Regions from separate parts of the Homo sapiens genome. Here all the other regions are linked to region 2. Evidence: read pairs that join two places in POLR2A ChIA-PET (ENCODE). Cell type or tissue: OCI-LY7. All regions are shown on one strand. Links, peaks and the distances in the headings refer to the core of each region. The heading gives the core; the rest is flanking DNA. Region 1 holds the start of LOC124903342 (a long non-coding RNA gene). Region 2 overlaps SIPA1L1 (signal induced proliferation associated 1 like 1). Region 3 overlaps SIPA1L1 (signal induced proliferation associated 1 like 1).

The links. ChIA-PET counts read pairs that join two places held together with the same protein. Peaks named below come from ENCODE experiments on the same cell type or tissue, not always from the same donor. Only the 100,000 strongest peaks of a DNase experiment are listed, where the experiment ranks them.
Region 1: POLR2A ChIA-PET joins it to region 2 with 6 read pairs; 2 of 35 experiments call an interaction of 5 or more read pairs at or near these places.
Region 3: POLR2A ChIA-PET joins it to region 2 with 6 read pairs; 6 of 35 experiments call an interaction of 5 or more read pairs at or near these places.

Annotation. Positions count from the first base shown.
Region 1 is chr14:71,738,375-71,748,708 of GRCh38, forward strand. It overlaps SIPA1L1 (signal induced proliferation associated 1 like 1), which reads left to right. Exons shown (of 24, transcript NM_001386936.1): 24 at 644-2,835. The coding sequence ends at 787. It overlaps LOC124903342 (a long non-coding RNA gene), which reads right to left and starts at 1,346. Exons shown (of 3, transcript XR_007064259.1): 1 at 1,261-1,346. In OCI-LY7, for the core only: no CTCF peak of the experiment used is centred there; no DNase peak of the experiment used is centred there.
Region 2 is chr14:71,397,611-71,407,944 of GRCh38, forward strand. The region is part of intron 2 of SIPA1L1 (signal induced proliferation associated 1 like 1); the gene reads left to right. It overlaps SNORD56B (small nucleolar RNA, C/D box 56B), which reads left to right and starts at 727; the gene lies at 727-797. In OCI-LY7, for the core only: no CTCF peak of the experiment used is centred there; a DNase peak (open chromatin) is centred at 6,261.
Region 3 is chr14:71,523,011-71,533,344 of GRCh38, forward strand. SIPA1L1 (signal induced proliferation associated 1 like 1) reads left to right here. Exons shown (of 24, transcript NM_001386936.1): 4 at 6,302-6,360. Among named protein-coding and RNA genes, the nearest start is that of SNORD56B, 130 kb to the left of the region's middle. In OCI-LY7, for the core only: no CTCF peak of the experiment used is centred there; no DNase peak of the experiment used is centred there.

The DNA of each region.
Region 1 (10,334 bases), core at 3,565-8,564, 340 kb after region 2:
TGAACCATGAGAGCCCTTTCTAAGTAGCATGGTAAAATAAGACGTGGGTGTCTTCCCGGTGCCTGCATGTGTTTGGGGATGCAGGGATTTCAGTTGCCACTGGAACACACAGCATGAGGAGGCGTTCGGTGTCCGGTGTACAGAAAAACTGTTCAATAATTTGTGAAAGGCTGTGAACCTCAGCCAGCACCATCTGGGTCCTCTCCCGGCCTCCCCACTCCTTGTGTAATGTGTCAGTAGCCCAGACCCCCATGTAGTCGGTGTTATTGGGGCTTTTGCACCAAAAGAACTGAATGTTTTGTTTTTTGGGTGGCCTTGACTATATATCAAGACATCAGCCACCAACACAATTGTCTAAAATTTAAGACAATCCTGACTAACAAGGATGTTAAAATACACATTAATGTACTTACATTCCAGGATTACTTAGAGCTAATCCTGCAGGGTTGAATCTCTCTAGAAGCCCTGCTCCCTGAGCTTAGAGTGTCTTAGCACCTGATACCAGTCCGTTTAGACAGGTGTTTGGAGGAACGAAGAATAGAAATGGACAAAAGATCAAAACGGGTCCATAGCTATTACTCAGAAGAGCTGGGCAAGGTGGGGCCAACACCTCTTAGCTTTTCTACTTCACTCTGCCTCCCAGGAAAAAGAAGACAAAGCTCACCTTCAGGCGGAGGTGCAGCACCTGCGAGAGGACAACCTGAGGCTACAGGAGGAGTCCCAGAACGCCTCGGACAAGCTGAAGAAGTTCACAGAATGGGTCTTCAACACCATAGACATGAGCTAGGGAAGGCTGAGGAGGACAGGAGAAGGGCCCAGACACTCCCTCCAGTGAGTGTCCTGCAGCCCTTATTCCCTCCATAGAAAGCATCCTCAGAGCACCTTCCCTGGCTTCCTACTCTGCCCCCTTTCGGGGAGTGCACAACACAATAGTTGCAGATCAACAATCATCACCTGCCTTTTGTAGAAAAGAAAAACAAAAAAAGTAAATAAAAATTTTAAACAGTAAAATAAAAGTTTAACTGCTAAAATGTGAATGTCTTTATTTTTTTGCACAATATCTTTATCTGTTATGTATTTAAGAAGAAACTGGGCCTTGGACCAGGGCGCCCCCTGGCCCATCCGCCTCTATTCCCATCAGCTTTCTTATCAACTTCAGGTAACCCAAGCTTTCCCTTGTTATTCTAACAAATATCATTATTCCTAGAAAAAGAATGTTTTTATAACTTGTTTGGGGAGTAGAGAGGGATATTTCCTTACCTTCTTCCCTAAAATGCCTGGAGAGGGAGTTGCTTTGAGAAAATGCCTACCTCCCTTGAATGACTCGTGCATGAGCTAGTGCTGTCTGTACCTGTCCTCCAGAGATCAGCAGGACCGGAGTTAAATATTTAACAGCAAGTCTGTAAACCAGAGCAGCTCTGACAGTGCCTGCAGGCCACACCCCTTCTCAGTCCTGCATTGTGAGGTCATTTCCTGCTTCTCCCTTTCCCCAGGAAGATGGTCCCACTTGTGCTGCAAGACTCTTTTTTGTTTGGCTTAATTGAGCCCCACTAAATTGGAATCAATCTCTCTTACAGCTTCCTGGCTCCAAACATTAATTGATTTCAGAATTCCCCCAAACTAAAACCTTATCTGTCTGCATTTTGAATGCATTTTGGTCAAAAGTATACGTTTTAAAGATTTTTAAAGATAAAAATGTGGCACAACTGGTTTTTTTAGCTTGCTGAAAATGACCATATCTCTAAATTAATCTTTCTCTCCAGAGCAAGACTTCACCAGTATTTGTAACTAGGAGAAGCTAACAGTGAATGTTTAATTGTGAATTTTAATCATTGCTTGTTAGGAATAATGACTGTGATACTAGAATGGGCTTTTGAAACCTGCATGTCCCAGTGTGAAATTTCAGCACGGCATTTTCTGCATCCTTTCATGGCCATCCAAAGGATTCCGCTGCAGAAATTATTGATGTGCTATTTTTGCTGTCTTGTGATGCAGGCTGCTTTGGGCCCCTGGGTCACTCTTCCAAGGCTGCTGTAGAGCACAGAGACATGGGGCTGGCCAGTGTTGACTGACCTGAGGAGACCCCTTTGTTTGTTGCCTTCATAACTGTCACTAAACCGACCCCTCTGCCCTTTCAGTGGCAACTCTGGTCTAAGGGAACATTCAGCACTCTAGCGGCATCTGATTGGAAGTTCCCTCACCCAAGTAATCTCAATTCCTTCCTCTCTCCATCCCTGAAAGAAACAGGATGGATTTTCCTCTCTTCTCCCTGCTACATTCACTACCAGATTTTTATGCTACAGTTTCATTCTTGATTGTGATTTCTCCATGGAATTTTTTTTTTCTGGTGACATTTCTATCATGGAAATAGGAAGATTTCGGAGTGCTTTGTGAAGATTTCAATTGTCTGTCTCTTTCTCTCTTTGACTTGTATGAAGGAGATTGTACATTGCCTGATATCTCTTTGTAAATGAGAAATATTGCTAACATCCAAGCATTCTGAAGTCTTGCTTATCCTTCTGAGTTTAGTTCTCATTTTGTTTTACATTTTGTTTGGGGACTTGGGGCAAGCTATTTATTAGAGTTTTGCAACAGAGTTCTTGTTTGAAGCCTCTAAAGACTACCTGTAAAATTCAAAGAATAAAATTCATTTTAAACGCTCTTTTAAAACACTTTGGTATTATTGCTTGAGGTTTGCTTATTTGAAAGACCACCCAATAACTCATTGACCCTCCTTGCATCCGAATTTTTTCATCAAGCTTTGTTAACACTAATGATGATTCTTGAAAATTTCTGTCCTTCTCAGAATGTTAATAAACTTTTTTACTCTGTCCACATGTCGATAGAGAATTACTATTTTGCCTTCTCTGCTTATGATTTAATATTTGCAGAGCACTTCATAATTAGCTTCCCCTTCATTATCCACGCATGGATTTTTCATAACATTGTTATTCTCTGAGACCAGCACATTTTTGGGCTGCATCTCCCAGCTCTCAATGTCAGATGTTGTGTGCCCAGGGAATACAAATGCCTGTTAATATTAGGCTGTGCAAAATATAATTAGAAAAGTTAATCTACTGAAAAAAAAATCAGTGCATTCCAAAGTCAAACCGAACCAATTTTTTTTTAATCTACCACGTCACTGTTCCTCTCCAGCGGCGCAGCTAATTGAGTGCTGACAGTAGAGTTTCTTCCTTTTATTTGGTTCAACAGTTCTACAGATTCCAGAGTTCTTGGACTAGCATAAGAATGGATGCCACAAAATATTCCAATTAACAAGCTAAAAAGGTCTGTTTAGACCATGATTCCTACATGGTTCGGAGGGCTTATACGTTATTTCTGTAGGGCTTGGCACATGGGTTGGGAGCCCCTGGGAGAAGGTGCTGTTGGGCCTGCATTGATGGAAGATCTTCATCCATGAGCTGACTGGGAAGGCCAGTTGCTTGCGCTCCAGATCTGGTGCCGGTGATAAGCTGGGTTAGGTTACTAACTCTTTAGGTGGGGATAAGAACGATAGTCCAAGGGCAAAGAAAACAGGCCCAGCAAACTTACACTGTTTGCCTCTAGTTAAATGTAAAATGATGATCTGAACCCAGATTTCAGTCTCACAGTACGATGTTTCAGTAACTGTGAGGTGCTGTTTTCCCACAATAAACAAAGTGGATATTAAAGTGCAAGATGGCACACATGGGTCAGAAACCCAGTGAAGACTGGCCGGGTGTGAGGGCTCACACCTGTAATCCTAACATTTTGGGAGGCCAAGTCAGGAGGATTACCTGAGCCCAAGAGTTCAAGACTAGTCTGGGCAACATAGTGAGACCTCATCTCTGCAAAAAATAAAATTAGCTGAGCATGGTGGCACATGCCTGTAGTCCCAGCTGCCTGAGGTGGGAGGATAGATTGAGCCCAGGAGGTCGAGGCTGCGGCGAGCTGGGATTGCCCTACTGCACTCCAGCATAGGCGACAGAGACCCTGTCTCAAAAAAAAAAAAAAAAAAAAAAAAAGAAGACTTGGGTAATGTTAAATATGACCTGTGTCCTGTGTGATTTTAAAAGAATAAAGATGCCACAGTAATGCTGGATACTTTTTCTATGTATGAATTTTGTCACTAATGACCCTTCCATAGGCATCATCTTTTGAGAAAAAGACATTTGACTTCAACTGGGGCTTAAATCCCATCCATTACTTATCATCTGCGTTCTTAGGAAAATTACCTAATCTCCGAGCATGGTTTCCTCATCTGGTAAAGTAGTTAACAGCCTCATGTTTTAAGAATTAAACAGAACCAGACGTGTAAAGGCAATGACTGGCAAATCGTAACACACTCAATAAACATCGAGTGGCTTCCTTTGTCCTACATCTCTGATACGTTCATGCTTTTATGTTGTTTTTCTAGAACAGAGTCCTGATGTATTAATAGCAGAGGTTTTCAAATCCTTAGCAGTGAGTCTATACCCCTACTCCCCTACTCCCCAACAAGCACCAGGTCATGTCTTTCCTTAAGTAGAATTGCTTAAGCGACGGAAGAGTCAGAATGAGCTCGTCCACTTTGCTTAGTATTGGCCTGTGCTTTTAACCCTTTGCTATAAACAGAACAGCGACTCAAACTTGAGCTTGCCTCCGAATCACCTGGAGAGTTTGTCAAAACACAGGTCACGTGGCTGCACCCTCAGGATCAGTGATTGTGCAGGTATTAAGTAGAAAATACTTAAATTTTCTACAAGTTCCCAGGTTATGCTTTAGAAGAATAGGGTTACCAGGAGAATAGCCATAGGCACCAGCATTAAAAGAAATAGAAACTAAGGTATGAGGTATACCGTGTCCAGATAACTGAGTATTATGTTGACAAGTTAACCATCCACAGACTACCTTGCAGAGGGAAACAGGCTTAAATTGTAACTCAAAAATTCAGTTAGATAAAAGAACTTTATTTTCCTTTTTTACTAAAATGGTGATTCAGAGCCCCCTGTGCATGAAACTTGACTATTTTAAATTCATGTGTTACCTAGATGGAGCTAGAATTTCTTTACCACCATTAATTATATGAGACTAGGTACCAGATTAGCAAGGGGGTGACCTTGGCGCTCTCAGAGTGGATGACAACTTGGGACAGCAGAGCTGCTGAGGAAAGCAGGGCCTGGGGTGGCAGGTGCAGAGCCCCAGAGCCATGCCCGCAGTGTTGTAGCCACAGGGGATGTGGGGTGAGGTGGGGTTGGCGGGGGACTTGGGGAGACTTGGTTCCAGGCTGAGAATGTTAAATTCAAGTCACTGACTTCCACCACCAGCCCAGTCTATTCACTCAGTCTCCAAGATCCTGTAAAACCTCAAAGTTACAAGAAAAGCACGTTTCACAACTGCCCTCATCCCTGTCCCACATGGTTCAGAAATCTTTACTTCAGTGCCCATGCTGCACAGTAGCCTGTTTTCTCTGCTGTTGTCCAAAGACAAGACAGAAGGAAGGAGTTGCGGCTCCTCTGTACCCTTTACAAAAACTGTGGCTCAAACACTCCAAGACACGGCTGTCTTTTCTGAGAAGATAATTATCACCTTGGGGTTTTCATTCCTAGTACCTGGCCCCTTCTATTGCTCCTCTCTGTGGATCCCCCTCCTCTCCTGGGCCTGCCAGCATTGTGCTCCCTTGCACCTTGTCAGATTATGCCCTTCCGGTCCTCCACCCTTTCAAATCAGACATCTCCTTCTGTCTTGCCTCTGTGTGTCTGAGTCATCACACCTGAGACCCAAGAGAGCATTCCACCTTCCCTTCTCTCATTACACCTCTCATTATACCCTTTTAGTCCCACTTGCCTTCAGTCCTGTGAACAGGCATCTCCCAAAGTTCCTTCCATTACTTACTCTAAATTAACGCATCTTATTATGCCTCTTAATCAGCTCCTCTGCCAGGCACAGCCCCACCTTTAAACACATGCAGCTCATTTTATCCTTCCATTTGTATCTCTCATGACCCATTTTCAACCTGAATGATCTCCTAGACAAAATACCCTAAGCTCTGGGTACCTTACTCCCTATCTTTATGTAAGTGTATTCCTTCAAAGATCTCATCATGTGTTCTGTTGATGCATCTATGATTCATTTTTCTTACCCAAAGTGCCAAGTCCTTTTAAGTGGCTCGAACTCCCTATACATTAGATCTTGGTAGTGCACCCCTGAATCTCTAATAAGCTCACCCAGTCATATCTCCTGTGCAAGACTGTAATTCAGCGTTTAAGAAAAGCATCACAAAATGGCTATCTGCCAATAAAATCCAACTCTTTTGCAAAAGTATAAACTGCTTGGGAGGGGATAGTTTCTCCAGTTTGCCACTGATGCTCCCACTCCATATTGCCTTAAGTGCTCCCAGCTCACTGCACACATCTAGGTAACTTGCCTGGTAAGAAGGCATTTGAGTTGACGTCCTCTGAATCCCGTCACCAAAACCAAGGAAGCCATTTCCTTCCCCAAACAACACCCCCATCATAGGCCCACCCACCCTCACCTACCCTGCGTTCCTGGGAGTGAAATACATTTAAGAAGGGAGTTTTATGCCAATTCAAAGAGCAAACAATAAATTACTAATAAAGTTGCCGGGAGGTGGTCCTTTAGTCACTTGTCTTAGTGAAAAGGTAGGATGGATTTGTAAGTGACCTAGTAATTTTTTTAACGAGCTTAAGGGTATTTGAAAGAGTTACTTCTCATAAGAAGCTTAAACATTGCTCTGTAATCTTAAGACAATAAATATGCTTAGCAAACTCTTTTTTTTTTTTTTAGTTAGTACAAAGATAAACTCATCCCAATGTAGGTACATTTCAAATTAATGAGTCTATGCCTATTAAAACATGTGCCATAAATGCTGCCTAGCATAATATAAACAACGCTAGCTGGAGTGGGAGTGAGGACTTCCTTGACAGGCACTGCCAACAAGCAATTCACTTAAAGAAAGACAAGACCTGGTGCATGTTGGAGAGCAGGGGTGTGGACTCACTGCTCACTAAGGATTTGAAAAACCGTGGTGTGAAAGACAAACTGGCGGCCGGGCATGGTGGCTCACACCTGTAATTCCAGCACTTTCGGAAACCGAGGCGGGCAGATCACAAGGTCAGGAGTTCAAGACCAGCCTGGCCAAGATGGTGAAACCCCATCTCTACTAAAAAATACCAAAAAAATTAGCTGGGCATAGTCGTGGGCACCTGTAATCCGAGCTACTCAGGAGGCTGAGGCAGAGAATTGCTTGAACACAGGAGACGGAGGTTGCAGTGAGCTGAGATGGTGCCGCTGCACTCCAGCCTAGGCGACAGAGTGAGACTCCATCTCAGAAAAAAAAAAAAAAAAAAAAAGACAAACTGGCCTTGACCTTTGTGGCCCAAGAAGCAAAATAGGGACCAGTGAATGCAAGTTATAGGAAACAGATTTTTGTCTCCAAGGTAGTTGATCAATGGTGATTGGGTGGTGTCCTGAGCTTGAAGTAAAAACCAGCTTTAAGAATCACTTTGCAAAGAACCTATCTCTTCATTTTAGTGGACACTTGCTGTCTTTAAATAAACTTAGAATCACGAATCACAGAATCAAGATGGAAAGGATCTTTAAAGTTTATTTATTGCATCTCCCAGCCCAGGTTCCAAGCTCCGCTTCACTGTCCCGCCACATGTTCAGCCACCTGTCTTTGGTTACACCAGTGATGGGGGAACTCTCTACTTCCTGAGGCTGCACACTTGATCTTTCAACTTCTCTTTTAAGTCCTTCCTTTTATTCAGGAGAAATCCATTTTCCTTTAGTGTTTGTATTTGAGACAGGGTCTCTCTGTGGCCCAGGCTGGAGTACAATGGTTTGATCATGGTTCACTGTGACCTTGAACTCCTGGGCTCAAGCCATCCTCCTGCCCTGGCCTCCCAAAGTGCTGAGATTACAGGTGTAAGCCACCACGCCCGACCTCCCTTTAATTTTTACAACTACTTCCAGTCCTATCACTTCAATTATACAAACAAATATGTTTCTCTTCCCAGATTATAACCACTAATTTTTTAGAAAATGTCAGGTCTTCCCAATGTTATGTCTTCCCCAGGATAAAAATTCTCTATTTCCTCTACTTTTCCTCATTTATCATGGCTTCCAGCCCCTTTTCCACCATAATATAATCATATCTAACATGTATTAAGGAGATGGTCACTTTGTGTGCATTATCCCTTTGAGTCCTCACAATAGCCCTGTGAGATGGGTGCTATTAATGTCCCCATTTTACAGAACAATCAACAGAGTCCTAGAGAGGTTAAATAATTTGTTAGCAGTAAAATAGCTGGTGAATGGCAGAGCTGGGATTCAAACACAGCCCTCTGATTCTAGAACCAATATTTAATCTGTATTTTCTCAGTCTTACTGGTCTCAACCTATGAGTCCCCTGCATGGCCTGGTTGCATGGAGCTTTGCCTAAGAGATCTAGATAGCAGCATCATTGGCACAGGGTTGTAAATGGGGTAGGGGTTAGGGAACAGGAAAGACAACAAAAGTGTACCTTAAGGCCAGAGGACTCAGAGGAAACACCCTCTCCTGGGAGGCTCTTAGAGGAGAGGGGCCTTTAAAATGCTTCAGCATTCTCTCTTGGCCAGGCGTGGTGGCTCATGCCTGTAATCCCAGCACTTTGGGAGGCCAAGGCAGGCAGATCACTTGAGGTCAGGAGTTCGAGTCCAGCCTGGCCAACATGGTGAAACTCCATCTCTACTAAAAATATATAAATTAGCTGGGCTTGGTGGCAGACACCTGCAATCCCAGCTACTTGGGAGGCTGAAGCAGAAAACCCGGGGGCAGAGGTTGCGGTGCCAAGATAGTGCCACTGCACTCCAGCCTGGGTGACAGAGTGAGACTCCATCTCAAAAAAAAAAAAAAGAGTGCTTCAACATTCTCTCTCATTTAATATAGAGGTTCCCTCTATGAATTTCAATTCAAGGAGATAGCTTCCTATCGAATTCCAGGCAAATCTGAAGTTAAAAGAGGCTTTGAGAAACTCAAACAGTGGTTCTCAGACTTAAGAATAAGTCTGAGTTATTGTTTTAAGCATCAGTATCACCTAGAGAAGTTGTTAAATTCCTATTTCTGGACTCCTGGCTCAGAGATTCAGTATTAATAGATCCAAGCTGGAACCATAGAGCCTTCATTTTAATAAGTGACCCTAGTATGCATGACTTGGGTGGGCAGTGAACTACTCTTCAAGGAAACTCTGTCCTAAGCTTTCCAAAGCCCTTGGCCAGCTCTTCTGAGCCAGGGAGCAGCATGTTAAGTTATGGTAGGTGAGGGTGTTGTCGGGCTTCAGATTTGTGGATGCTTTGCCACTCCTCAATAGGTGAGGAATGTCTGGCCAGAATGGTGCTTTCATGAGAGAAGGACAGAGGGACCTTTGGAGCAGTCATTTACTCAGTGGCTGATAGTTCTTAGCCTCATCCCACACTACACCTGTGTTTGCCTTTTTTTAAACTAAGAAGCATTTGCTTAGTGGAAGCCAATTAAAATCTTTGTTTCAAAACCAACTTCTAAATACTGTATATAACACTCTTTCCTCCTTAGGACAAACTGCAACAATGTTAATTTTACACTCAGGTCTAATCAGATCTCATTATTGATGTTGCTGTAATACCCTCTGCTCCTGGTTCTGTATCATTATCCTTGAGCAGGTAGGAGGCATGGATTTCAAAGTTGGTCCCTGTTTTCAGCAATTTAAAGACAAATAAGAGATTTCCAGTTTATACCTTGAAGCCCATCTGTCAAAAAACTGTGCCCAAGGTCCTTGCAGTCCGCTTGCTAAAGCAACAGATTAAGAAGAACAAAACAAGCCCAGATCCCAAGTGTAAACCCCAGCAAAAGCCCAAATGCCTCCTGACTGCCTGCCAAGGGTCCACAGAGAGGCATGTGGGAGTCAGTGCTCCTGGTCATGACCTCTTCCTTTAGCCAGTGTTCTGGTTATCTATAGCCACTTAAACTACTTCATAATTAGTTGCTTAAAACAAGCATGTTCTTATCTACTGTTTCACAAGTTGGGAATTTGGGCAGGGCTCAGCTGGGTGATTCTTCCGCTCCATATGGCATTCACTGGGGTCACTCAGAGGTATTCAGCTGGCAGCTGAGGTGGCTGGGAGAGCCCAAGGTGGCTTCACTCACAATCTTGACACCTCAGTGGGGACAGTGGAAGAGAAGGCTGGGCTCAGCTGGGCCCCTTTCCCTCTCCATGTAGTCTCAAAGCCCGCATGTGCTCTCTCTGGCAGGGTTGTTGGACTTTCAACATGGTGCTCAGGGCTCCAAGAGCCCAAAGTAGAAGTTGCCAGTCTTGCAGTGGTGTGATCTCAGCTCACCAC
Region 2 (10,334 bases), core at 3,508-8,507:
TAAGTTAAGCTCCTGAGCAGGTCATTTAAAAACTTCATGGAATCCTTCCAGCCTTCCAGTGCCAATGCCTCAGTCTCTCTCCTTGCCCTTCTAGTTGCTTCCATCAAATGAACTATTTTCTCTGCAGTTTGGTTGTTAGTGGAGTAGTGCTTTGTTAGTATTATTTGCCAAGTATTCAGACTTTCTTTTGTTCAGGCAGCCTTTTAATCATAAAAGCCACTATTTCATCTTGTTTGTACATCTTATGTAAGTACACAGGCATTTTTAGCATCTTAGGTGGCAGAGTTTGTGTTCTACTTTTAATTGACCTTTATAAGATGTGACAAATTCCCACACAGAGTTTCTTTTTTTCTTGAAAGGTTGATGGCCTAACTGGAATTAAATAACCAAAAAAAAAAATTTTTTTTTTTTTTTTTTTTTTTTGAGACGGAGTCTCGCTCTTTTGCTCAGGCCGGACTGCAGTGGCGCTATCTCTGCTCACTGCAACCTCCGCCTCCTGGGTTCACGCCATTCTCCTGCCTCAGCCTCCCGAATGGCTGGGACTACAGGCGCCTGCCACTGCACCCGGCTAATTTTTTGTATTTTTAGTAGAGACGGGGTTTCACCGTGTTAGCATAAATAACCAAAATTTAATTGCATTTCTTTAGATTAATTTTCAAAGGTTATTATGTTCCAGGTATTACTTGAAAGTTCTGAACTATTTTTGTGCATAAAATTATGTTTTCACTACAATCATGGCAATATTTTTTGTCAACAGCGGTTCACCTAGTGAATGTTGATACTTTGGGTTTGAGTGAAAATGAATTGTAGCATTTTCTTTTGCATTAATAAATACCGTACTCACTTAAACTACCTGATAGAACTACAAGTCCTCCAAGTTTCATTCAGATTAATGTATTCCCTGTATTTAAAAGTAGATAGTTACACATGAGCAGTGACTCCGAGTGACACGCCTTGTGTGGCTGACACTCTTGGGATGCTGAGATTTGATGATCATCTTTGTAATCTCGGAATGACTGATAGCACACAAGTTCATGGATGCCAGAAATGATGTAGAAGTAGGCACCTGAGTTCCCTGGCTTTCTGAAGGGTGAGGCCAAAGCTAGATGACAGACACCAGATAGATAGTAAGGACAAAGTAGAACTTTGTGGTCTTTTGCTGTCCTTGAAGTGGTACCTATTTACACTTTGTGTCCTTGCTGCTTTTACATATCTTTCTCTGTGAATTAGGTTGTGAACTTTTCAAAAGGAAGTTCAAGATCATCATGATCTTTGGAGCTCCACAGCTTTTTGCTCAGAACCTTATACCCAATAGATGTTTCATAAGTGTTTGAATTAAAGTAAATACATATTCTTAAATAAAGTAATAATTGCACTTTAATTAAAATCTAACCTGTTTGGCTGGTGAGGGTGGAGATAGATCTCAGCTTTCATTGAGGAGTGGCAACTAAGTTTAGCACTTATTTTTGAGAATAAGGAAACACACAGCTGAAATGATGTCATTTAGGACTGACCACTATGATGCTCATAACATGTTCCTTGATGCATATTCAAGTCCTGTTTCAGCTGTGAACTTCTGCTTTTCAAGTTTTTGTTTTGTCACTAACCAAATGTTTCTTAAATTCTAGTGAAGGGAAGAGGGAGGCAGTTGATGATGTTTGTATTATCCACCCCATCCGTTTCCTGTAAATGAGAGCAGTTTCCACGTAGTGTCTTTTGCCTATGTAGTCAAAAGCACCATACAAATGTGGGCTCTGGTTCTTTCAGTGAGAAGAGAGTTAAGAATGCACTTTTGTTGCTGCTGTTGTTTTTGAAACAGGGTCTTGCTCTGTTGCCTAGGCTGGAGTGCAGTGGTACTATCGTAGCTCACTATAACCCCAAACCCCTGGGCTTAAGCAATCCTGACATCTTAACCTTCTGAGTAGCTTGGACCACAGGTGCACACCACCATACCTGGCTAGGTTTTAGAATTTTATTTTGTAGAGATAGGGCCTTGCTATGTTGCCTAGGCTGTTCTTGAATCCCTGGCCTCAAACCATCCTCTCTTCTCTGCTCCCAAAGTGCTGGGATTACAGGTGCAGGTATAAACCACCACACCTTTTATTATTATTATTATTTATTTTATTTTTTTTTGAGATGCTTGCCCTGTCACCCAGGCTGGAGTGCAGTGGCGCAGTCTCGACTCACTGCAACCCCACCTCTCGGGTTCAAGCGATTCTCCTGCCTCAGCCTCCCGAGTAGCTGGTATTACAGGTGTATACCATGACACCTGGCTGATTTTTGTATTTTTAGTAGAGACGGGGTTTTGCCATGTTGGCTAGCCTAATCTCTAACTCCTGACCCCAAGTGATCCACCCGCCTCGGCCTCACAAAATGTATTTTTTGTATTTTTTTTTTAGAGTTGGGATTTCACCATGTTGCCCAGGCTGGTCTCAAACTCCTGGGCTCAGTCTGCCTGCCTGCCTTCACCTCCCAAAGTGCTGGGATTACAGGCATCAGCTGAGGTACCAGACCCAGCCCAAGAACTCACATTTTAAAGGTCTGAGCTTGCCATTAATATATCTTCTTGTCATCTTAATACCAAAAGTGACTTTTCTGGTGTGAAAAGTAGGTGGCATACTTTGTAAGGTGCCTTGAGAACCTGTGCTTTTCTCTGGGGGATTAGGACTATCTGTTCTGGAATTGTGCCATTTCAAGAAGTAAACCTACTTATTTTCATTTTAAAAATGGATTGAAGGCATCCACATAAACCATCTCGGGACTTAAGGCTATTTTGGCATCATTACATAAAGCATTTTTTATTTTTTTATCCTATCATATGGCACTTTTTATGAATTCATGCTTTGCAAAGGAGCAAATTGAATCTTAGGGAATGTTTGGTATTCACGTCAGCAGTGGCTGCCTTGGGTGGTCAAGCGGCACAGATAAGGCTGGAGGGATGTTGAGATTGTATGTATGTATGTGTTATTGATTCAAATATACTAGGAGGAATGAGTGTTGTGTTAACCTGTATAATATATACATATATACATATATATGTTAATATGTATATATGTTAATATATACATATTAAACATTACTGTTTTTAATTTTAAAATATTTCAAACAAACTGGAAAGGATAAGGAATAATATAATGCCTTCCAGCTTCATCTGATCTTAATGTTTTGTCGTATTTGCTTCAGGTCTTAAAACATTTTGGAAAAAGTTGAAGCTCTCCTTTTCTACCCTCCTGATTCTGTGCTTCTGTTGGAGTGCATATCACTTGATGGCTTCTAAGACAAATGCTAAATTCTTGTCAGATTACGCAGTGAGTAGTAGAGTGGTGGTTTCCTTTAGGGAAATGAAATTTATGTACCTCCCATTTTCAGGTTGCACTTACTGCAGCAGCCTCCACAACGAAGGAGCAGTGCTTCCAAAGAGGTTTAGTGAGCATGATATGGGGTCATTGAGCAAAATGAGAAGAGTATGTATTTTGAAAAGTAAATTTGATTGCTTATGGGTATTCATCTTCTGATTTGTTGTTTAGCTTAAGCAACATTTCAGAGCCACTAAGTAGTTTGTTCAGATTACTGTTAATCTGCTCAAATGCCCGAAGAGTCACTAAAACTGATGTTTTTCCAAGATGATTTTGTGCTGTAGTTTCCAAGGGTGTTCTTCTCAAGTTACACTGACTTGGCTAGTTTTAGTACTTTTCCTTGAACATTGCCTCCAAGTTAATGGGATTCTGAATACCTCTTTTTTACTTTCTTTATTCTTTTTTGGATAAATATAAAATAAAAAGGCTGCTTTTTTTTTTTTTAGTGTTACTTAAAAGCTGTCTGATTTAATTGTATGACGTATTTTTCTTTGTTGTTCGTCTGTTTGTTCAACTCTGCAGTTATATTAAACTTTATCATGTTTTACAATCAGAATTTAGTTTTGATAGGTTCCAGAAAACAGAAAGAAACATACCTGTCCTGAAATGTAGCTTTTTTGTGTGTACTCTAAAACATTTTTCTTTATATTACTTTCCTCAGTTAATGTTCCCATTTAACCCAATATTTTTTAGCAAAAGTTATATTTAGTTAAGGCAGATAGGCATAACTAAAAATATAAAATGTTAAATGAATGCTAAGAAAAAAATTAACTTTTGGTAAGTTATATATCATAATTAAGGAAAAACCAGAAAAACAGAAATAAAAAAATTTACCAGTAATCTTATCACTCATAAATATAAGATTTTTTATTTGTGTGTTTTTCCAGTTTTTTTCTGAAAAAATATAAAATATGCATTTTAACAGTTTGTTGTTAGTAACATGCATTTTTATGTAGCATTGTCAACAGTAAACTAATAATTTATAAATTATGCCTAAATTACAATTATTGTAAATAATATAAGGTGGAGGCTGCATAATACAATGGTAGAAACTTAGGCTTTGTATCAAGCGACTTAGGGTGGGATCCCTGCATGTCCCGTTATTAAGTTAGCTGTATGACGTTGGCCAAGTTACTTAACTGTTAGGAGTCTTTTCTCAAATAAAAAAAAAATATGGCTAATAATTACCTTGCAAGAGTATTATAGGAATTAGATGAAATAATGAGTCTCATTCATTCATATAGTGCTGGGAACACACTGAAAATTAACTTATTATTGAGAGGCAATATATTGATGGCATTGTATAAAAAAGGCAAGGATTTGGAATAGGATTGTCTTGGGTTTAGATAACAGTGCCACCACTTCTTAATTTATCTTGGGTAAATTTTTTTTTTTTTTTTGAGACAAGGTTTCTCTCTGTCTCCCAGGCTGGAGTGCAGTGGTGCAACCTCAGCTCTCTGTAACCTCCGCCTCCCGGGTTCAAGTGATTCTCTTGCCTCAGCCTCCTGAGTAGGTGGGATTACAGGTGTGAACCATCACACCTGACCAATTTTTGTATTTTTAGTAGAGATAGGGTTTCACCATATTGGCCAGGCTGGTCTTGAATTCTTGGCCTTATGTGATCTGCCCGCCTTGGCCTCTCAAAGTGCTGGGATTACAGGCATGAGTCACTGTTCCTGGCCTTGGGTAAGATTTAAAACTTCACTGATTATTATACTCCTTCCTAAAATAGAGATAATGCCCATGTCCTAGGATTGTTGTATTGGTTATGTGATGTAAAGAATATGTGCCTGGCATATTGGAGACACTATCATTATTATTTATAAGGGAAATTACTTAATTGGAAGACAATTAGATATTTGGTATTTAAAATTAATATCAAGGAGGAAGTTTCTAGATGTCCTAGATTTTATTTTTACTATTATAATAGTATTTGTGGTTATTGAGGACTGTGTGAACAGTTTTATAACTGCCGCTGTCCCCCTCTCCCTCCACATTTGGAATAGGTAGCCATCTTTAAAATAACATGTAAAGATGCACGTTTTTGAGAGACCTTCACATGAATAATGAAAAGCTTCTGAATATAATTATATATATTGAAATATGTGCCCCTATTAATGCCACTTATATGTTCATTGTAGATCATCTGTCTCCATTCTTCTTAAACTGGGTATCTTTCATAGCAGTGCCAAACAGACTTTTCATGTACTTCTCTGCCTCAATATTTTCTTTTTGAGTTTAAGTTTTAGAAGTACCAATTCATATTCCTTCTTTTTGCTAGCACAGTGTACCTATTAGTTATTTACATATATGTATAATGAGTTTGAAAAATGTTACATAAAAAGAATCTTGGCCTGGCGCGGTGGCTCACGCCTGTAATCCCAGCACTTTGGGAGGCCAAGGCAGGTGGATCATGAGGTCGGGAGTTTAAGACCAACCTGGCTAAGATGTTGAAACCCCGTCTCTACTAAAAATACAAAAAAATTAGCTGGGCGTGGTGGCAGGCACCTGTAATCCCAGCTACTCAGGAGGCTGAGGCAGGAGAATCGCTTGAACCCAGGTGGCAGAGGTTGCAGTAAGCCAAGATTGCACCACTGCACTGCAGCCTAGGTGACAGGCTGAGACTCTGTCTCAAAAAAAAAAAAAAAAAAAAAAAAATCTTAATCATATTGTTTTCACATTCTACTTTTTTAAAATGGCTATCCTTTTTATCAATTTATACTTCAGTGTTAGATCATAGAAGCAGTACCCTTCAAAATTAAATTCTGAGTAATTTTATTGTGAGGTTATAGTAAATGAGCTTGTGGATGGGTGAGCTCAAGCCAGCTGTGCAGCTTGTCTGAGTTGATGGTCTGGTTTGTAGTCTGGTTGCCAGTCCCAGTCTTCTGCTAACACTTCAGTATGATCACTGTATTTCCTCCTGTAGGCCACCTGGTGCCTTGCCTCTGAAACTACTATTTTATATCTATTGTAGGATGAAGCTTACTTTCCCTTGACTGCACACACACACACATACCCACCCACCCACCCACCCACATCACAGTGAAGAGACTGTTTTGGTTTCAGTTAAAGTCAGTAAATTAATACTTAAAATTTATAGTTTCATGACTTTTGCCAGAAAGCTAAAAATTCTGTTTTGAAGGTTGGCACTCAGGGGTGTAACTATAGTCAACTTTTTGTAAATTTGCATTGGATTGGCTTGCTTAAAAATAACTTTGGTAACCAAAAAGCATTCTTTTAGTATTTTAGGATCAAGATCAGGTAAAGGCAACTCACTTTTATCTGAAAATTTTAAAAGCATGTCTAGGCCAGGTGCCGTGGCTCCTACCTGTAATCCCAGCACTTTGTGGGCAGATCATCTGAGGTCAGGAGCTCGAGACCAACCTGGCCAACATGGTGAAACCCTGTCTCTACTAAAAATACAAAAATTAGCTGGACTTGATGGCAGGCGCCTGTAATCCCAGCTACTCAGGAGGCTGAGGTAGGAGAATCGCTTGAACCCAGGAGGTGGAGGTTGCAGTGAGAAGAGATTGCACCACCGCACTGCACTCCAGCCTGGGCTACAGAGCCCAAGGTTCTAGGGGGAAGAACCATTTTTCCCCTTCAAGTTTATTAAAGGACAAGGTGTTTTCTGATTTCACTTAAGTTATACATTTTTATTGTAAGTTTCAGTACTAGGACCAGCCTAACAGTAGGCATGTATTAACTATTAATTTGTTACAGGCCTTGAATTACATTTAGCATTGCAAGGCCGTCCATTTAAATTCTGTTATTTGATCCTAACAATAATTTTGTGAGTTAGGTAGGAAAGAATTTCATTTTACAAAGAACTTAGTAGAATTCCTTGGGCACCATTAAATGATGATTCTGGGGTTTGAATTTAGGACGTCTAGCTCCAATTCCATACTTCTTGTGCAGTGTCATGCTGCTTTCCCATACCGATCTGCAAATGTTTTGGTTCTTGGTATTGTAATAGTTCATTCATTCAACAGAGTTTTTAATGAATGTACAATTTTAAGCTCTAGGCATTTAAGGATGAATAAAAAGACAAGGTTTCCACCTTGAGGAAGACTCAGTAAATAACAAGTATCAAAAGTAATTATTGTGCCTATGGTAACAATGATTGGTACATAGTAGGTGCTCAGTAAATGCTTATTGCACAAATGAATGAGTGAGCAAAGTGGTAAAAAGGTAATAACAAGTGAGGATAGCTGCTTAAGTAGATAGATTGACCAGGAAAGGTCCTTCTGAGGAAGTGACACCTAAGCTAGGCAAAGAGCATTTTTCACAAAAGGACCAGTGCAGGCTGAGGACCTGAGGCAGGAAAGAACTTGGCTCATTGGAAGGCATCAAAGATGGCCAGTGGAGCTAAAGTGAGTATGCTGGGGAGACAGAGGTTCCAGATGAAATTGAAGAGAAATAACTAATCATGTAGGTCCTTATAGACCATAGCAAGAAACTTGGCTCCTACTCTAATGTTGGGGGACAGTTCTCCACTTGTCTCTTGTGTTTGTACATTGACTGTCTTTCTTCTGGATGATCTTTTCAAGGATGATTTGTATAGTGAATGGCCTTGGAAGAGAAAGAGAATGCCCCTTCTGGGGTAAAGGCCAGGCAAGCTTACTGCCCATTACAAAATATTTCAGTTCACTAAGCTCGGAGTTACTCTACTGTGACACAACCTGCTGTTGTGCTGAGGTCATCTTGTTCTCTTTGTGTCACCTGGTGGGAATTGAGGCTTAAGGGACTAGCACCAAAAAATACTGATACTTTGGCTACTGCTACTGCTGTAATGATGTCTTTTATCTCTGACCCTGGCATCTCATGTCTTCCACAGGCATCTATATAGCTGTGTGGCAGGCTAACTTGTTATCTCACATGTAGGGCAGAATTTTTACATTCTTCACATTTCTTGATATCTGAGGCCATGGGAACACGTTAGAGGCTTTTAAGCAGGGGAATAGTAAGATGTAGTTTACTAACCTTTTAACAAGTCAGTCTGACTACTCTGTGGAAAATGATCATGGGCAGAAAGAAGATTAATGAGGAATCTGGGGTAGCGTCTCGTCGAGAGATAACAATGGCTTCAACCAATGTGAAGACAGTGGAGATGGAGAGAAGTAAAGGAGTTAAGATGGTCTTTGGGAGGTAGAATTTATAGATCTTCACAGAATGGATGTGGGGTGTGAAAGAAGAATGTAAATGAATTGTAGGTTTTTGGCTTGAGCAACTGGGAAGATGAACTTCTGCTGAGATGGAGAAGCCTCAAAAATGAAGATAACTAACCTATAAAAATTTCTGATATGCTGTATATATTGCAAGGTTATAATGATTATATGGGTGCCACTGACATCTTGTCATCACTTCTTTGCCTTTTTTTTCAGCCATTTCATTTGCTTGTCTCTGTCTTTGCAGAAATTTTATGTTTAGAATTACAGGGACAGGAAGAATAAGAATAATTTTTATGACTTGGGGTCAAAGAACCATTGGGATGTGCTTTTCTGGGAAGAACACCTTTCTCGTGTCTTCATGGTTATCAAATCAATATTTAAGATAAGAAATACAATTCTTGTGGTCCCTTGATAAGAGGGTTGCCTCAATAACAGTAAATTAGATTACCTTGGGGGGATTTATTTTTTAATAAGCCATATTGATTTTTACCCAAAATTCATTATCTAGGAGTTTACAAAGAAATTCTTCAGTATGTTTCAGGATTTTCCCATTTTTGAAGTTGAAGTAATATATTTTTTCTTTTCTAGATTTTAAGTTTGTTTTAAAGCTGGGCTATTCTCCTTTAATTTTCAAGGATAATTGTTAGTTGTGTTGTGACCACTTAGGCTTAGTGCAGTAGGATGAACGAAACAAGTGCCTGTGGATGAATTTATTCAGCATTCTTCATTGAGATATTCTTTGGGATAACTTCTTATCTTTATAATGCCAGATGCTGATTTCATTAGCACCTGATCACTTTTCATAAAGAAAGTAACTAAAGTAGCTGGGCGCGGTGGCTCACACCTGTAATCCCAACACTTTGGGAAGCCCAGGCAGCCAGATCACCTGAGGTCAGGAGTTCAAGACCAGCCTGGCCAAAATGGAGAAACCCTGCCTCTACTAAAAATAAAAAAAATTGGCTGGGTGTGGTGGCGCATGCCTGTAATCCCAGCTACTCGGGTGGCTGAGGCAGTAGAATTGCTCAAATCTGGGAGGTGGAAGAAAGTAACTAAAAAGCTTTTAATAAAAAATACTCCTCACCTTGTACGATTGTGTGTTAAATGCTTTCCATTTTTATCTAGTGAGATTTATTTTTGATTTTGCTTCTCACCTGCTTATTGTATTTAGAGGATGAATTTACATGCCTTTGCTTTGATATACTGTAGACAGTTTTAGGCTGCAACACGAAGTTTGCATGAATTTTGAATTTTCTTTTCTTTTCTTTCTTTCTCTTTCCCTTCCTTCCTTCCTTCCTTCCTTCCCCTCCCTTTCTTCTCTCCCTCCCTCCCTTCCCTCCATTCCCTTCCCTCCCCTTCCTTCCTTCCCTCCCTTCCCTCCTTTCCCTCCCTCCCAGGGTCTCACTTTGTTGCCCAGTTGGGAGTGTAGCGGCATGATCAGGGCTGACTGAAGCCTGGAACACCTGGGCCCCAATGATCCTCCCATCTCAGCCTCCCAAGTAGCTGGGACTACAGGCGTGTGCCACCACACCTGCCTAATTTATGTTTTTTGTAGAGACAAGGTTTTGCCATGTTGTCCAGGCTGGTGAATTATTTTTATACCATTTTGTATGTCCTTTTATTTCTTTTATACTGTAGCATTTTCTTTGGTGTATGGCCTTGTTTCTAGACTTTTTCTTTTTAGAAAGGACAGGTTGACAGCAGGGGGAGATGGAGCTTAGCAGGATTTTTTGTTTTGTTTTGTTTTTTTGTAGGCGAAGCTAGGCTTAAAATTATCTTGGATTCAATTATATTCCACCAGTGATGGAAA
Region 3 (10,334 bases), core at 3,297-8,296, 130 kb after region 2:
AAACACTCTGGGTAATTTTTCAAGGTCAGTCTTACAGTTTACTGATTCACTGTTCATCTGTGTCCATTCTGTGATTTATCCACCTAATGAATTTTTTTAAAGTTCAGTTATCACATTTTAAATTTCTCGATGGTTTGGTTCTCTCTCCATTCTGTTTGGTTATTTACAGTCCCTTATTTGCTCATATTTTCAAACTTCTCATTTACACATATATGCATATATGTTTTTTTTTAGATATCACACTTTGTCAGCTTTAATATTTGGCATAGAGAGAAAAAGGCCTGCAACTAGATTTTAGATGAAAGTTATGACTCAGAATCCCTTGTCTATCCATATTTTTCTTTTTTTCGCTTTTTATTTTGACATAATCTCAGAGTTTAAAAAAAAAAAGTTAGATATGTCAAGCAACTTCCATCTACCCTTTGCCCACCTTTCCCAAATGTTAATATCTTACATAACTATAGTAAAATTATCTAAATCAGGTAATTAACCTTGATAGAATACTGCTAACTGATCTCTACACTGCATTTGTTTTTTATCAACTCTTCCAATAATGTCTTTTGTTTGGACCGTGGTCCAATCCAGGATCAAACATTACAGTTAGTTATGTTTCCTTATTTTCTTTAACCTGTGGTGTTTGTCAAATGGTGGTTTTTCTACTTCCATTATCCTTTTTGCATGTGTCCATTAAAATTTTCCTATAAGAAAGAGCTTGGCCTTCTCTTCCATGTACTACACATTCAGTTATTTATTTTTTATCACTATGGACTTGTGGATGTTTGTTTTATCCTATGGGTTATAATCCTTTAAATTGTTCCAGATGTGGCCTCTTCAGTTTGGTTCCACTTTCCTTTTAAGAAGTCCCCAGCTTTTTTGAGCACTTCCTTACTTTTTGGCACCACAAGATATTTCAGGCTCACCTGATATTTTCCCTGTCTCAGTTTTGCAGCCAGACATCTCTCCAAGTAGTCCTGGTTCTTTTTATTGAAGGATGGTGTTTAGAAACCACCGTCTGGGTGCTAATTGTGCTATTAAGATGTTATTACCCTTAGGCTCTCTCAGAGGACAGAGCTGGGAGATGAATATATGTATGTATACACATATCTACATTTATCTGTTCCTGTCTGTTGAAATACATGTTAAAAACTATGATTTCATAGTGATACCGCTGATTCAAATCTAACACCATGAAATTCATTCTAGCCTTTCTCCTTTCTGTATTTGTTTTGTCTCTAGCCTCAGTGTCTATTATAGTCAAGATACTGGCTTCCACAGTGGTTAGTTCTTCTGCATTCCCTTCAGGGTGGTCATGTGGTTATGTTATGTATTCCTAATGCAGTTTAGTTGTTACTGTTTATGTTTCGCTTTAGGTTCCCCTTATATACTGGTTGATGTTAATTGTTTGCTTTTTTTATTTCGGGAAACATTACCATGGTTCTAAATGTCAAAACTATGCAAAAAGATATATTTTGAGACATGCCACTTCATTCTCATTCTCCATTCTCATTCCCCAGTTCCCACTCCCATGGTTCCATAATGCTTGTAAGATAAAATTCAAACTTCAGTGTGATTTACAAGTCCTTTCATCATCTCAGTTTTATTTATTTGTTTATTTTTAAATAGAGATGAGGTCTCACTATGTTGCCAAGGCTGATCTCAAACTCCTTAGGCTCAAGTAGCCTCCTGCCTTGGCCTCTCAAAGTGCTGGGATTATAAGCATGATCGGCTGCACCTGGCCACATCTCAGTTTTAGCTTGTCCTTGTACGTCACACTCTGGTTGTCTCAGATTTGTGATTATACCTCAGATATGACCGACTCATTCATGTCTCCATGCATACGTTCTCTCCCTCTGCCTAGAGTGATACTTCTATTCTCCTAACCTTGCCTATCTGTAATCATTCAAAACTTATTTCCATTCTTACCTCTATGGGAAAACTTCCTTTCCTTTTTTTCTTTTCACTTGCCTTTTACTCTCCCTACATTTAATAATCTTGCTCTGTCACCCAGGCTGGAGTGAAGTGGCATGATCATGGCTCACTGCAGCCTCAACCTCCCGGGCTCAAGTGATCCTCTTACCTCAGCCTCCTGAGTAGCTGGGACTGCAGGCTCACACCACCACGCCTGGCTAATTTTTGTATTTTTTGTAGAGATGGGGTTTTGCTATGTAGCCCAACTGACTTTTTTTTTTTTTGAGTCAGAGTCTCACTCTTGCCTAGGCTGGAGTGCAGTGGTACGATCTCGGCTCACTGCAAGCCCCACCTCCTGGGTTCAAGCAATTCTCCTGCCTCAGCCCCCTGAGTAGCTGGGACTACAGGTGCCTGCCACCACACCCGGCTAATTTTTGTGTGTTTTTAATAGAGACAGGGTTTCACTGTGTTAGCCAGAATGGTCTCCATCTCCTGACCTCGTGATCCACCCGCCTCGGCCTCCCAAAGTGCTGGGATTACAGGCGTGAGCCACTGCGCCCAGCCTGTAGTGACTAGATTTCAATTATTTTCACCTTCTTTTCTTTATTTCTTCTCTTTTCATTTCACTAATGACATAAGCCCATACAATAGAACGTAAATCCTCATAATGTGAAAACATGTCAGCTTTGAAAGTCAAGACTGTATCATTGCCACGTTTGCTACTTCACTTGAAAAGTTGAAACTTCCTGTCTATTTAATCTGTTAGATTGGAAGAAATTGTTGTACCAGAAATAAATCCCTTCATCAGTCTTTTAAGAGCCTTAGTAAGCTTTTAAATTGTCGTTATTTTTAATGTCCAAAAGGCAAGTTCAGTGACCTTCCAAATTGTGTTTCTAAGCTGTTTGTGTTACTTTTTAAATTCTGTATTGCTTACTTAGCAGATTATGTTAAAATGCAGGGACTTATTTCTACCAGTCTCTTCACCCATCTGTTACTTTCCTTCCTCCCTCTGTATTGCGTTTACCTCCTGCCACTCCTGTGTACGCTATCTAATCATAGCTCGTTCTCAAGTCCTACATGAAACTTGGAAGAGGAGTTTAGTTGCAATGCAGACATCACACTGTAGATGTGAAGGGAGAGCTTCAGGAACTTGCTTTGTGAGGGCACAAGGCTTGCATTCCATCAGTGTTTGAATCTGGGTATAGCATGCTATGAGAAAGCATCCACTTAGTAATGTGTCCCGTATTGTTTATTTATAATAATTACTGAAATGTTTTACTTTTTTTATTCAGAATGAAGACAAGTACATCATAAATTTATACCTTAATGAATTTTTCCAAATTGAACATAGTCGTGAAACTACCACTCAAATCAGGGAATCTAATATTATTAGCCCACCGAATTTCCCCCCTTTTCCTTCTCCCAGTCTGTATTTTCCCCTACATCCTACACTCAGTGGAAACTATTATTCTGACTTACATAGTTTTACCTATTACTGAACTTTATAAAACAGAATCATACAGTATATTCTTTCATGTGTCTGGCATCTTTGTCTCAACATTATGTTTGTGAGATTTATCAGTGTTCTTGTATTAGTTATGGTTCATTTATATTCATTGCTGTGTAGCAGGCGAAACTAAGGCTGGTGGACTGGCTGTTTTTGTAAATAAAGTTTTATCGGAACACAGCCAAGCCCGTATTGTCTATGGCTGCTTTTGTACTCCAAAGGCAGGTTTGAGCAGATGTGACAGGGACAGAGATTTTATGGCCTGCAAAGCCTGAAATATTTACTATTTGGCCCTTTACAGGAGAAAAAAAAAATCCTGATTCCTGCTCTATAATATTCCATTATATGAATATTCCACAATTTGTTACTGGGTTTCGGCTATTACAGCTAACACTTATTGGAAAATTATTGTATAGGATTTATGTTTGCACATTCCCAGGAGGCATTTACCTAGGAGTGGAATTGCTAGGTTGCAGGGTATGTTTATGTTCTGCTTTATTGGATGCTGCCAAACAGCTTTACGGTTTGTATTCCCATCAGCATTGTGTGAGAGTTGAATTGCTGCACATCCTAAGTCTTGGTGTTGTCAGATTTTAAAATTTCAGCCATTTTCATCATTATGTAATTTTATTTCATTGTAGTTTTAATTTGTATTTCCATGGTGATGCATGAAGTTGAACACCTTTTTATATGCTTGTTAGCCATTTTTATATTCTGTTTGGGTGGCTTGTCTTTTTCTTCTCCCCCTAGGACAGAGTCTTGCTCTGGTTGGGATGTGGTGGTGCAATTAGAGCTCACTGAAGCCTCGAACTCCTGGGGACAAGCGATCCTCCTGCTTCAGCCTCCCAAATAGCTGGGACTATAGGCGCACACCACCATGCCTAGCTAATTTTTTATTTTTATTTATTTTTATTTTTTAAACCAAGGAAGATGTTGAATTTTTTTTATTTTTTAATTTTTTTGTAGTGACAGGGTCTTGCTATGTTGCCCAGGCTGTTCTCAAACTCCTGGGCTCAAGCAATCCTCCTGCTTCAGCCTCCCAAAATGCTGGGATTACAGACATGAGCTACTGTGCACAGCCCTCTTATTAATTTGTAAGGAGTTCTTTATATGTTCTGAATCTGTCCTTTGGTAGATATATGTATTGCAAATATTTCCTTCTGTTTTGAGGCGTCCACTTTTCTTCTTTTAATGCTTAAAAATTTTTTTTTTAAAGCTTATTAACTATAATGAATACAGCAACATGGCTGAATCTCACACACACTGAGGCAAGTGAAGTTAGACACTGTATTTGTGGATACATGGACAGTGATCCTCAGCCTTGTCATCATACTACCTGGAAACTTAATTGTCTTAAAGCTTAGTTAGACTTTCATGTTTTTCAGTCCCTCTTAATTGAAAGTGTGGTTTGTTATATAGTTATGTGGTCTGAGGTTTGGATAAGGACAGAGTTCTTATCTTTCCTTTTTTTTGTTTTGAGACCGAGTCTCGCTCTATCGTCCAGGCTGGAGGAGTGCAGCAGCACAATCTCAGCTCACTGCAAGCTCCGCCTCCCAGGTTCAAGCGATTTTCGTGCCTGGGTCCCCAGAGTAGTTGGGATTACAGGCGTGAGCCATTGTACCGGCTATTATCTTTCCCTTTTGAATATTAAAAGCAATTCCAGCATCTTAAAAATCTCAAGTTCTGTGGGTGTGTTTGTTCAGCACTCCATAGTGTGCTGAATATTCATAGATTTTACTAAGTAAGATGATGCAGTATCAGATATTGGAATCATATTTTTGCATTTTTTTCTCCTGAGAACTGTCTCCTCAGATCTTCAAGTTAAGGAATTTAGAAATCGAAGCTTATTTATCTAGCTTTAAATTGCATTGGGTTGAACAGGTTAGTTGTGTCTTGTAGTGAGTAGACTACATGATTTTTGAGGTCTGTTTAATAATTCTATTTTTCAGCTGGGCGCAGTATCTCACGTCTGTAATCCCAGCACTTTGGGAGGCCGAGGCAGGTGGATTACCTGAGGTCAGGGGTTCGAGACCTGTCTGGGCAATATGGTGAAACCTTGTCTCTACTAAAAATACAAAAATTAGCTGGGCGTGATGGTGCGCGCCTCTAGTTCAGCTACTCGGGAGGCTGGGCAGGAGAATTGCTTGAACCTGGGAGGCAGAGGTTGTAGTGAGCCAAGATTGTGCCACTGCAGTGTAGCCTGGGTGACAGAATGATACTCCATCTCAAAAAGAGAAAAATAATAATTCTATTTTTTCCCCTTTTTGTTTCAGCTTTATAAATAGCAGTCCAGGGCAACAGTACTTGATAAAAAGGTATTTTGTTTGTTTTGGTTTGTTATGGTCAGCTCTACAAAGATGCATGTGACCTTAAAAATATTTAGAAATATTATAATACTACAGACAGGCCGGGCGCGGTGGCTCATGCCTGTAATCCCAGCACTTTGGGCGGCTGAGGCGGGCATATCACCTGAGGTCAGGAGTTCGAGACCAGCCTGACTAACATGGAGAAACCTCGTCTCTACTAAAAATACAAAATTAGCTGGGCGTGGTGGCACACGCCTGTAATCTCAGCTACTAGGGAGGTTGAGGCAGAAGAATCGCTTGAACCTGGGAGGTGGAGGTTGTGGTGAGCCAAGATCGCACCATTGCCCTCTAGCCTGGGCAACAAGAGTGAAACTCCATCTTAAAAAAAAAAAAAGAAAGAAATATGATAATACTAGAGACATTTTTCTCTAATGTCTAATTTAAAAGCAACTATTTACCTTAGAAAGGCTGGTTTGCCTCTTCTAGAACAAAGATAAGACCTGTGTAAGTTATACAGCTATTGTATTTTAGTGAAATTTATTGTGCACTTAACCAGGTTTTTTTTCTAATTTTATTTCAGGTTATACCTTATTGGTGTGGACGTTGTCTAAATTTCGGTAGCCATGGCACAAGAATATAGTAAGTACTATGCCATACTTCCTATGACCTACCTGCTTTACAAAGTGTTGATTTTCTGTGTTTAAATTTCTGATTAGAGAAATGAAAACATAGAAACAAAATTTTAAAAAATCTACTTTTCTCAAAGAGATGAAGTCGTTTGTCATCTGCTTTTTGAATCTATAGCTTTATATACAAATACAGTGTAATAGTGATTTATTTCGTATTCTGATACAGTATTGCTCAGGCTATTGCCTGTAAATAGTACTGACTGAACATTAGGGTTGGATCCATATCATGCGTTGCATCTATTCCTCATGTTATGGGGTTGAAGAACTGACTGCAGCTCGCCCTGATTAGGAGCAGTCTCATTTCTGCCTTGTCCATGATTGACTCATGAACTCTGGCTACATCAGTGAGTGCTGAGTGTTACCTGGCCAGGGGGATGGTTTCAGAGATGGTCCTGTAATCCTTTTCTACCCAGCGTGGCTCCAATGTGGGTTTGCCTGGAGCTTCTGGCAGAAGGCTTCTCATGGTTAGGACAGAGCTGCCTCTTACTTCTGGATGTTGTTGTGCGCTGGTGTGAGGTCTGGTGTAGCTGCAGCATTGTGGCTTCCGGACTGAGTGAGAAGCCACACAGGGTGGAGGACGGAGTCCAGAATCACAAGGAAACCAGCCCTGAAGCTTGCCCTTTCTCTGACGTCCAAGCATTTGAGCCAATACATTTCCTTTTTATTTAAGCCAGTTTGAGTTAGGAGCCAAAACAGCCTAAGTGATTCACTTAGTCTCCATTTTATTTTTAGTAATCCATTAGTTTCTCCCTGGGGAAATGTAGGAGTAATTGCAAAGCAAGGCAAAATAATACCATTAAATTAAACTGGCAGAGTGTGTTGGTGTTGACTGGCATACTCTTCACTCTTAACAGTTAGCAGGTAGTGATTTAGTATTCAAAGACATGAGAATAAAATATATCACTTTCAGATTCTACCCCACCCCCACACCCCCAGAAGGTTTTGCGTCCTGATCGACCAACTTGTGCTGTGAATGCTAAAAAGGGTCTTGGATACTGGCAGACTCATCCCTTTGCATAGGTAGGTGCATATTTGGCAGTGCAGACTTGTTCTTTGTGTTTTCTTAGAACAGTCTATACCCTTCTAATTCCTTGTTTTTGTTCTTGAAAAATTAGTAGGAATATTTCAAATATAAAAAGCATATAAGGCATAACACAAATATCCTTACCCCAGCTCCTTTTTGATTAGCAGAAAAACAAAATCCATGTTACCTCTCCTCAACACTCTATAGAGAAATCGAATGTTTACCAATTCCATTGAACATTAAAAAACCCAGGATATTTCTCTCTAACAGCAGTTCCCTTTCTTAATCCCCAAGAAGCCACTATCCTGGTTTTGGTCTTTATTATTCCCATGCATTTGTTTGTGTTCTTCCCACATAGTGTATTGTATGATTTTTGGATGCTTTTTAACTTTGAGTAAATGTAGATGCTATGTGCATTTATTACTCAAAATCGTAAGGGAGTTTAGAATAAATTGAGGATCGCTGAAAGAGGCTATAAATCTGTTCTTAGGTACTTGTGAAAAGATCTATTATTGGGTATCCTAGTGATCTGTGATAGAATGTTTTAGGTTTTGAATGGTCAATGAGTTTGAACCAACATGCTGATAGCTTTCTGTCTTATCTACTAATACGAAGCACTTTTCTCTGGTAATTGGCCTACCATTGAGTTCACTCTCTGTATCTACTTCTACACTCCTGTGCAGGTGTGGAATGTGCAGGATACTTATAGATCAATTGTGTCATTAATGAGGTTTTCAGAGTGTGTTGGTTGCTGTTTCATTTAAATAGCTCTATTCATTCTGTAGTCCAAATGATGCTTCTGGCATCATTTTTCTGCATTGTGAGAATTCGCCATTATGCCTACAAAATTTACTTCTTTTTTTTTTTTTTCTAAATTTGTCAGTTTGTCACTATGTTACTTTGTACTGGTAGCAGTAGTACAGAAGAGGGGTCTACTCCTAAGAACTGGCTGTCAGGTTGCACCTCGAAATAGTACTGTGTATCAGTCATCTGGGAGCCTCCTTGGAAATCTTTGTTGTGCCTTTATGTCCCTTGTGACCCAATATTGGGTCTTAGGGATCATTTTCTATCTTGTTCTTGTGTGAAATGTATCTTTTTTTTGTTTGCTTTTGCTTTTGTTTTTGTTGTTTTGTTTTTTAAGACAGGGTCTCACTCTGTTGCCCAGGCGGGAGTACAGTGGTGCAATCTCAGCTCATTGCAGCCTCGACCTCCCAGGCTCAAGTGATCCTCCCACCTCAGCCTCCCAATTAGCTGGGAATACAGGCATGATGAACCACCAGGTTTGGGTAATTTTTTGTATTTTTTGTCCGCCTCAGCCTTCAAGAGTGCTAGAATTACAAATGTGAGCCACCATGCCTGGCCTGAAATGAATCTTAAGTCATTTAAATTTTGCATTCAAAAAACTAATTCCCTTACTATTGGGGGAGTCCTGTTACCCTTTGCTCTTGCTTGGAATGTTGCCTCCATGAAACTGAATAGTCAGTTCCATTCAAAAATCATTAATCCTTTCAACTTGAGAACCTAATTACTGATAAAGTATCAGAGAAAAATTTACAACAATATAATTTCTGTTTTGTTTTTTTTTCTGGGTGCCATTTTTACTTAAATGTTTAACATTTGAAAAAAAGTGAACTCAAAAGATTTTTTCCCCTTTAATTTATACATATTATATCCATGTTACAGGAAGGAAAACATTAACATCTTTTGTTGAAATTGTTTGAAGATCTTACACTTTGTGAATGTATTGGTTGTTGTGTAATATGTTTTGTGTGCATTTTCTTTTTTAAAAAATCTGCATGTTATAGTTGGGTTTTAAGGGGAAAAGCCTATTGAAAATTTTCTTTGAAAAATCAATTCGGTGAACTGATATTACTCTTTTTTGTTTGTTTCTTGTGGAATGGAGTCTTCTTCTTTCTTATATATGAAAGGACTTGTATATATATTAATGGCATACAAAAGGACTTGTGTAAATATGGAAAGTGGTACAAAAACTTGGCTTGTTTTTGTACCGCCAGATGAAATGCTGCCTTTGTGGGGAACGGCCCCCTGGGCTGAGGGAGCTTCTAGACACTGACTCAGATCTGTAATTAGGTCTTGCTCTCCGCACCCTTGTTGACTTGAAAGCACTGGCCATAGACCATTTAGTCTGGAAAAGCAATACTACATGAATCATCTAAATTGGCACAAATTATCCAGAATGCTACTAAATGTTTTGTACTCCTCTGTAATTGAGAGAATTAGAAAAGGAGACTTGTTCTTTAAAAGTATTATAGAGGGTACGTATACACTGATGAAAGTAAATTTTTTTTCCCTGGATAGAATGAAAAGCAGTGGAATATTTGACATTTGTAAGCAGTTCTGATCTCATGGGTCAGTTTTAGGAGATTCCTCCATGGTTCCCATACTATTTTCCTTTGTGAGAAGGTAGGAAGTGTGGCCTGTCTTCCAGCTCCCGTTTATTTCTCCACTCAGACCTTTTAGACCTGTCTTGCCATCTGTAGCCTCTGCTTAACCTCTACAGGGTGGTGGAGGCAGGGGAAATCCTGGAAACATATTGTATCTGTTTTGCTTCCTCCTAACTAGTCTCACAAATCAGTATCTCAGTATTTAGAATGGAAATATGATACTCCTCTCTTCCCTTTCGAAAATGTTGGGTCGTAGACTTATTGAGACCTGTTAGGTACCTGGCAATGAAGTGGGTGAAAGTCATTTTTTTGGTGTGTTTGCTAAGTAGTAAGTTGACAGTGTTTCCATTTATTTTTAAAAAATCAAATCAAAAGTTTTCTTACTTTGTCTCAATTTACTTTATAACAAGACTTTAATTATATTCTAAAGTTGAAGGCATTTATAAGTCACTTAGGAATAGACATAAAATGAAGACTTTTCCTAGAGTACCCTTT